Regions from separate parts of the Homo sapiens genome. Here region 1 is linked to region 2. Evidence: read pairs that join two places in POLR2A ChIA-PET (ENCODE). Cell type or tissue: K562. All regions are shown on one strand. Region 1 holds the start of LOC105374367 (a long non-coding RNA gene). Region 2 overlaps TBC1D14 (TBC1 domain family member 14).

Region 1 (4,000 bases), 150 kb after region 2:
TTCTGGTCTAAGAAACTAAAGCATAGTGGCACATTGACAGACGAGGATGTTGGAGGATAAGTGTCAGAGGATAACTCCGAATGGGATGTGAAAGGCTAAATGCATTTCTGCTTGGGTCTACCAGACATCCTTGGGCTACTGATCACTGGACTAGGATCAGGAACAACTAACCTATCTCTTTGCTCTTCCTTACCTAATTTCTGGCCTCTATGAGGAGATTACCTCATAGCCCAAAATAACTGCTGGAGCACCAACCATAATATCTTCATTCCAGGTGGAATGCAGGAGGAAGAAGAAATGGGTAAAAAAAGCTTTCATCAGCTGTGTCCTCTTTTGATTGAGCTTTCCACAAGGCACCCTCATCAATTTCTCCCATGTCTCATTGATTAGAACAGTCACATGCCATATCTGGCTGCAAGGGAGACTGGGAGATATAGTCTTTGGCCAGACACATTTCTGGCCAGAATAAAATCAAGGTTTCACTGGAAGGGAAGGAGGGAGAAACAGATAGTGGGGAGGCAACAATCTCTGGTGCACTGTCTCTTATTGTTCTCTTAGTTCTCCACTTAACCGTCTCCCATACCCCTCTGTGTTGTACACAACAAAATTCAGACTCCTTGATATGACCTTCAAGCCCTTCGCTCTCTGACTGCTACTGCCCCAGCCGACATCCCCCAGGCTTCTCTCTCCTTTGTCCTTGTATTTAGCCCCAGACATGATTCCCCCTGGGTGAAAGCCACGTAGGGTCACTCCAGGTCTCCTGTGCCAAGGTGTTCAGAAGGAATAGTTACTGCGGTGCTTTCTAGAGCTGTGCGTGATCCTGGGAATTACTAGTGACATTTAAAAAGCGGTTTTGTTCATTGCTGTGCAGTTGCCACCACCATCCCTGCAAGGGCCTCCTCCTGCAGAATGAGGCAGCTCCGAGACATTGGGGTGGATGGTGGTAAGCCATGATCCCTTGCAGGAGGAGCTGCTGGCTGCACGGTCCCAGGTGAGAGACGGAAGTTAGTACAAGTTGGTGGCAGACAGTTCTAGGAAGCAAACGAAAAGGAATGTTTTGAGGTGTTTTGTTTTGTTTTGTTTTTATTTATTTTGAGACAGCATCTCACTGTGTCACCCAGGCTGGGTATGGTGTTGCAGTCATGGCTCACTGCAGCCTCCACCTCCTGGGCTCAAGCAATTCCCCCACCTCAGCCTCCTAAGTAACTGGAACCACAGGTGCCTGCCACCATGTCCAACTAATTTTTTGATTTTTTTTTTTTTTTTGTAGAAATGGGGTCTCACTTTGTTGCTCAGGCTGCTCTTGAACTCTTGGGCTCAAGTGATCCTCTAGCCTCAGCCTCCCAAAATGCTGGGATTACAGGTGTTAGCCACCACACCTGGCTAAAAAGGCATGTTTTGAAGATTGATATAGCCAAGGCAGGCAACAGGAATGGGGAGGTCAGTCACAGGCAGAGATCCCTGGGAAGCCACCTGGGGCTTTTCTTGGCCGTCATCAGGTCCTCATCCCTGTTTTGTGGGTGAGGATGATGCAGTCCAGAAAGGAACAGAGGGAGGGGACTGACGACCAAGTACCCCTGTCTACCAGACACTGTGGGCAGAAACTTCTAGGCCCATGGAGCTCTAGGAGGTCAGGCGATTATTCCATTTTATGAATGGAGAAACTGAGGCTCAGAAAAATTAAACCTGTGTGAGGCCACGAGGCTGACTCCTTTATTTTTTTTTCCAGCACTTCATTTCATATTATCTTATTGCCTCTTGCTTTCGTCCACGTGTCCTTCCTTTCTCTTTCCCCACTCCCCACCATCTCTCTCTCTCTCTTTCTTTTTAGGTACAATTACATGGTGTAAAATGCAGTTGCATCAAATGCGTTCACTCTTGCTACCAACCACTCCAGTCAAGACATAGAAATTCCCACGCCCAGAATGCTCCCTCACACCCCTTCGCAGCCGACCCCTCCAAAGGGCAACTCCTGTTCAGATTCCTAACACCATAGATTTGTTTTCGGCCGTTTCTGGGTTGTTGTTGTTGTTGTTGTGTTTGTTTGTTTTGAGACAGAGTCTCACTCTGTTGCCCCCAAAGTGCTGGGATTACAGGTGTGAGCCAGTGTGCCTGGCCTGTTTCTGAACATATGTGTGGATTCAGGCTGGCTCTTTTTTTATTTTTTATTTCTTGGCTTTAATTACAAAATGGGTGGGGAATAGAGGCGCATAGAGGCGGTGGGCTAGGTGGGTCTCCCTGCTGTGGGATAGCATTTCTGTGCTGTGTGTCCTGTCCTCATCGTACCCTCACTCACCAGCCCTGCCTCCTTCCTCTGTGCAGTTCACTGACCCACTTTCTCTCTGCAAAGCCTTCCCTGGCCCACAGGCTGTGCACTTCCTCCCCTGGAACTTTCCTTCATAGCCTTCGGCAAGATCGTGATGAACTCACCGGTCATGCGGTTATGTCTTCAACACCTGCGTCCCCCACCGGAGGCCAGCTCCCAGGGCGCGTTCTAGTGTGTGGCGTTCGCTTCATATTCCCAGGCGTCGCTTGCCCCAGCACGCCTGTGTGCTCAGTAACAATGTGTTAAGCACAGGATTTTGGGAGAAGTGTATATGGACGTCTGAAGAAGGGTTGTGCTTGTGGAAGAGAGGAAAAGGGGGTGTGGTAAGGGGTGTGAGCCAAGGGACACACAGGAACAAGGAGTGGCCACATGCAGCTGGCCTGGGAGGGGCAAGGGCTGATACCCAGGTTGAGGAGATGGAGATGGCTCATGGTGCCAGCCACTCGCTCTGCCTGCATGCGCCCTCTCTATCCTGTGTAGGCATCTTGGGAGGAAGGGACCTCCATCATCTCCTCTTTGAGTAAACCTAGAGAGGTGTTTCAGTCTGTTCAGGCTATTAACAAAAGACTACAGACTCAGACAACAGAAGTTGATTTCTCAGAATTCTGGATGCTGGAAGTCCAAAATCAAGGCGCTGGCAGTTTTGGTGTCTACTGAGGACCTGCGTCCTGGTTCACAGAGGTGCCTTCTTACTGGGTCCTCCTCATCCAGGAGAAGGAGCCAGGGAGCTCTTTGGTGTCTGTTTTTTTTTTCCTTTTTCTTTTTCTTTTTTTTTTTTTTGAGACAGAGTCTCGCTCTGTCGCCCAGGCTGGAGTGCAGTGGCGCGATCCCAGCTCACTGTGACCTCTGCTTCCCCGGTTCAAGCAGTTCTCCTGCCTCAGCCTCCCGAGTAGCTGGGGCTACAGGCACCCACCACCAAACGTGGCTAATTTTTGTATTTTTTAGTAGAGACGGGGTTTCACCATTTTGGCCAGGATGGTCTCCATCTCTTGACCTTGTGATTCGCCCACCTCAGCGTCCCAAAGTGCTGGGATTACAGATGTGGGCCACCGCGCCCGGCCTGGTGTCTGTTTTATGAGGGCACCAATCCCATTCACAGGGGTCCCCTCTCACGAGCAAATCGCCTCCCAAAGGCCCCACCCCCTAACACCATCATCTTGGGAGTTAGGATTCCAACATAAGAATTTTGGGGGACACAGACATTCAGACCACAGCAAGAGGTGAGGTAGCTTCCCCCCACCCACACAAGGCGAGCTTCCTTGGTATTTTTCAGTTGAAGCAGTCACAAGCCCGCCTGGTCAAGAGGCAGGGACCCAGAACCCACACCTCATGGCGATAAGTACGGAAGATTTCAGGGCCATGCTTTAAAACCACTGTAGCACATCAGAGCAATGAAAAAATAGCTAACATTCATTCAGTGCTTACTCAGAGCCAGGTGCTGTGGATAACTTGATGCAGAAGATACATTTATAGTTAACATGTACATAAATGAACGTAAAAGCGAGACCATGCACATCAATGTTTCAGGAGCTGTGCCTGTTCCACTAGACAGACTGGTCACAGGCCATCACAGTTTGGGAGCCCACTTCACCCCTGCACCCACCCTCCCCGTGCCTGGCCCAGCCCCCAAAGCTGGCCGGCTGCTGGCCACTTCCACCCGCATCAGGCCTCCGG
Region 2 (4,000 bases):
CAACACAGTGAGACCCCCATCTCTACCAAAAGTAAAAATTAGCCAGGCATGGTAGTGCACACCTGTAGTCCCGGCTACTGAGAAGGCTGAGGCAGGGAGATCTCTTGAGCCCAGGAGTTCAAGACAGTAGTAAGCTGTGACAGCGCCACGGCACTCCAGCCTGGGCAACACAGCGAGACGCTATTTCAAAATAAATAAATAGGCCGGGCACGGTGGCTCACGCCTGTAATCCCAGTACTTTGGGAGGCCAAGGCGGGCAGATCACGAAGTCAGGAGTTTGAGACCAGCCTGACCAACATGGTGAAACCCCCTCTCTACTAAAAATACAAAAATTAGCTGGGCATGGTGGCGCACGCCTGTAATCCTAGCTACTCAGGAGGCTGAGGCAGGAGAATCGCTTGAACCCAGGAGGCGGAGGTTGCAGTGAGCCGAGATAGCACCACTGCACTCCAGGCTGGGTGACAGAGGGAGACTCCATCTCAAAATAAATAAATAAATATAAAGAAATATAAAAAATAAAAACTTGAAATACGACCCAGTGAGTAAAGGAGGATTATTTAATCACAATGTTATAGTAATTGATAATCAATTTTTCTTAGAAATTAGAACCACACTGTACTACACTAAGGCAAAAATACAGACAAAAGTAGAATTTAATACAAAAGTGAAATTATAGGCCAGCATGGTGGCTCACGCCAGTAATCCCAACACTTTGGGAGGCCGAGACGGGCGGATCACCTGAGGTCAGGAGTTCAAGACCAGCCTGACCAACATGGTGAAACCCCATCTCTACTAAAAATACAAAATTAGCCGGGCATGGTGGTGCATGCCTGTAATCCCAGCTACTTGGGAAGCTGAGGCAGGAGAATAGCTTGAACCCGGGAGGTGGAGGTTGCAGTGAGCTGAAATGATGCCACTGCACTCCAGCCTGCCCAACAAGAGAAAACTCCGTCTAAAAAAAAAAAAAGGTGAAATTACCCAGGTGCTGCAAAAAATAAAATGTTTCTCCAACCTATAGAGCAAAAACTCAGGTCAAGATCTGAAAGAATCCGGACATCGCCTCCCTACGCGTGAACACGTTTTCAGTGTTTCACAGCCCTCGCTGCTCTTCCCCAGAGCCGTGAGCCCTCCAAGGCAGGGCTACTGCAGACCCTCTGTGTGTCCCCTGCTTGGGAAGAATCCAAGTTTCTAACAGAATTCTAAGAGAATTCACAAAAGTAAGATATAATCCAGGATGATTCAAATATATACAAATTTGGAAGTTCTACATACACTTTAATTAAAAGGAAAATAGAGTAAGAAACATTTTTAGCACACAGTTAAGAGCTAATCTTTGACAATGTCAAGGTCATTAGAATTATCAAAACATCATCAACACTCCAGCAGATCAAACTAGCAAAAAGCCACACATGTAAGAGGAAATCCTATGCTAAACAGAGCTGAGGGCCTCTCGCAGGCCCAGCTGAAATTCTGGCTCTGCCACTTGCCAAGTAAGGCGACCTCAAATGAGGTGCTTAACCCTTCTGAGCCTCAACTTCCCTCTTCCTCGGCAGTAAGATGGGACAATACCCTATAGCTCACAGGCTGGTCTGAGGACAAAAGAAATGAGAAGGTCTGCTGAAGGCATTGGCAAACCCAGCCCCTGACTGACACACAGCAGGTGCCCAATGAACGTGTGCTTCCCTTTACTTCCTAGTACAGCAAAACACGAATGTAAGCCACAAAAGAGATGCGGGTTAGAACGCAAATGCTGATGACAGAGTAAACAGGAACACAAAAAACTCTATCCTTCCTAGGAAAATCAGTGCCTGGGCAAACAGAAGGCATCACTCACGCCTGGAATTGGAAACCATTTTGGTGAAACTATAGGATTTCATTCATGGCAATCCAAGGACCCTTCCCTGAATTGCCGCCAAGAAGAAAGCACAGGAAGAAGGAAGTGAGGTCTGGCAGAGCCCAAAGCCATCTGGCTTTAAGTAGAGAAAGAAAACCTTTTTCTACTCCTCTCCTCTGCGGTGGGGGGCCAGGGACAGCAGCCCAGTGGCCTCTCCTATGGAGAAGTTGAGTGACCTTTGAGGTCTTTGTTGATCCCAATTCCAGTTAAGTTCCTTAAACCTCAGAACAGGGCGTCAGTTTTCAGGGAAATAAACCTAAAAAGGAAAAAGTACTTCCGCTTGCAACATACCGTAAAACCAAACTCTGCAAGGGCCAAGGCGACCTGTCCTCAAGCACTTCCGCCTCGTGCCACTAGGGCAGAAGCCGCACTCCAGGCCACCTACCGCGTGATAATACCCTTTATAGGGGAAGTTGTACAAACAAGGTGTGTGCTTCTGAGACAAAGCTAATGGGTGGACTCTGGACGCCAGCCAGGAGACCGACCAACTGCAGATGGCCTGCCTCCAAGTCCACGTTTATAAAAGACAAACTAAGCCTGAATTCCCCAAGCCGACACACAGGGCCCTCCTGATCCGTCTCTGCCTGCCTCTCCAGCCTTGTGCAGTCACCCCCAGCCATTACCCGCCCCCACCACCAGCCCACTCAGCCCTACTGCACCACCACCTGAGGTGCTCTCCCAGGTAGGCCATCGGGGCCTCAGAGTCCCAGTAGGGTGTGGCACAAGGAGACACTCAATTGGTGCTTTCAAAGGCCACCTCCTCTGAAAAGCCTTCCCTGCCTCTCCCAGAAAGCTCCCAGGCCTCCTTCCTCCTGGGCTCCTTTTGGCTACACCCCACCTGAAACAGCTATTTTACAACTGTTCTCCTGTCTCTCTCCCCACTGCATTCTATGCTGCAGGCAGACACAGCTCTCATCATTTCTGGGAACTATTCTCTGGTTAAATGCCTGGCATGGATTAAGGTTTCAAAAATCTACTCGCTGAATTAATTACTACCAACAACTGAGTTCTTAAGTGGGCAGCTTCCAGGGACAGTCCCAGCCAAGAAACATCTGCTGAGAGCTGGATTATGTTCCAAGAACTCGGTGAGAGCTGGAGGTGAGACTACGAGGAAGAAATCCCCTACCATCAAGTTCCCGGAGAGTGCACACCAGCAGCTGAGCAGTGACCAGCCTACACACTGGTTAGGGGCTAGACCAGATGGTGAGGAACGCTGTCAACACATGATGGTCAGGAAAGTGAAAATTCCTGCCTTGACAGGTGTTTTCCAAAGTCCCAATCACTAACGTCCTAGTGACAGCATCTCCCTGCAGCAGTGACCACTGCAGTACGCATCCGTAGGTGCCCAAGGCACAGGAGGAACGCCCCAGCACCTGACCCAGCACCCTGCCACGGGAGGCACTGAACACAAGTCAAATGGTGATGAGTCATCACCTTCCGGCCAAGAGAAAGACAAGATGTGAAGTACGGATAAGAGGAAGACTGTTTCCATTCCATGCAACAAGGCCATCTGAATTGTATTTACCTGTCACAAGACTCAGTTCTGCAGGAAGCAAAGAGGACAGCTGCCCCCGAGGGATTCAATCAACTGTCACGCCACCAGAGCCACAATCTTCACTTCAATACAAGTCAGAAAGCGGAGGGTGGCTCTGCTAGTGACTCTGCGTGGGGCTTTGGAAAACAATTCCATCTAGAAGCAACTGCTTGATTTTCTCCTCCTTAAAAAGCAGTGGGAACTGTCTTAACCAAAGTCTTCATACATAAAAGAAACTGTTTACAAGGCCAAACCAAGAGATCTAGGTGTGTTCCCACAGGGGAAAAAAATCCGCTTAGTGGCTTCAGGGAGAAGTCATGCTGCCGTCTGTGTAGATATCCACCGGAAGCCTCTTCGCAGGGCTGGAGCACGAAGCACTCCCTGTCCCGGCTCCTCTCTGGACGCTCCACAGGACAGCTGCCTCTTCAAACCCCAATGGCAAGGGGGCACCACTGTCCTATCTGATCCTCAAAGGGTGGTGCGCTCACCTTCACTGCCAAGCCTGCCATCAACCCAGCTCTGGCCACTGACTTCCGGATTCTTATCCCTTTTTTTTTTTTTTCCTGAGATGG

The links. Peaks named below come from ENCODE experiments on the same cell type or tissue, not always from the same donor. Only the 100,000 strongest peaks of a DNase experiment are listed, where the experiment ranks them.
Region 1: POLR2A ChIA-PET joins it to region 2 with 7 read pairs; 3 of 35 experiments call an interaction of 5 or more read pairs at or near these places.

The regions. Positions count from the first base shown.
Region 1 is chr4:6,762,143-6,766,142 of GRCh38, reverse strand. It overlaps LOC105374367 (a long non-coding RNA gene), which reads right to left and starts at 2,635. Exons shown (of 2, transcript XR_925101.3): 1 at 2,431-2,635. RefSeq lists an enhancer at 1,967-2,482. In K562, a CTCF peak has its summit at 2,368; a DNase peak (open chromatin) is centred at 2,392.
Region 2 is chr4:6,916,120-6,920,119 of GRCh38, reverse strand. All of the region lies in intron 1 of TBC1D14 (TBC1 domain family member 14), which reads right to left. Among named protein-coding and RNA genes, the nearest start is that of TBC1D14, 8.3 kb to the right of the region's middle. RefSeq lists enhancers at 2,399-3,363, 3,364-4,000. In K562, a CTCF peak has its summit at 2,248; DNase peaks (open chromatin) are centred at 2,309, 3,349 and 3,792; H3K4me3 peaks cover 975 bases.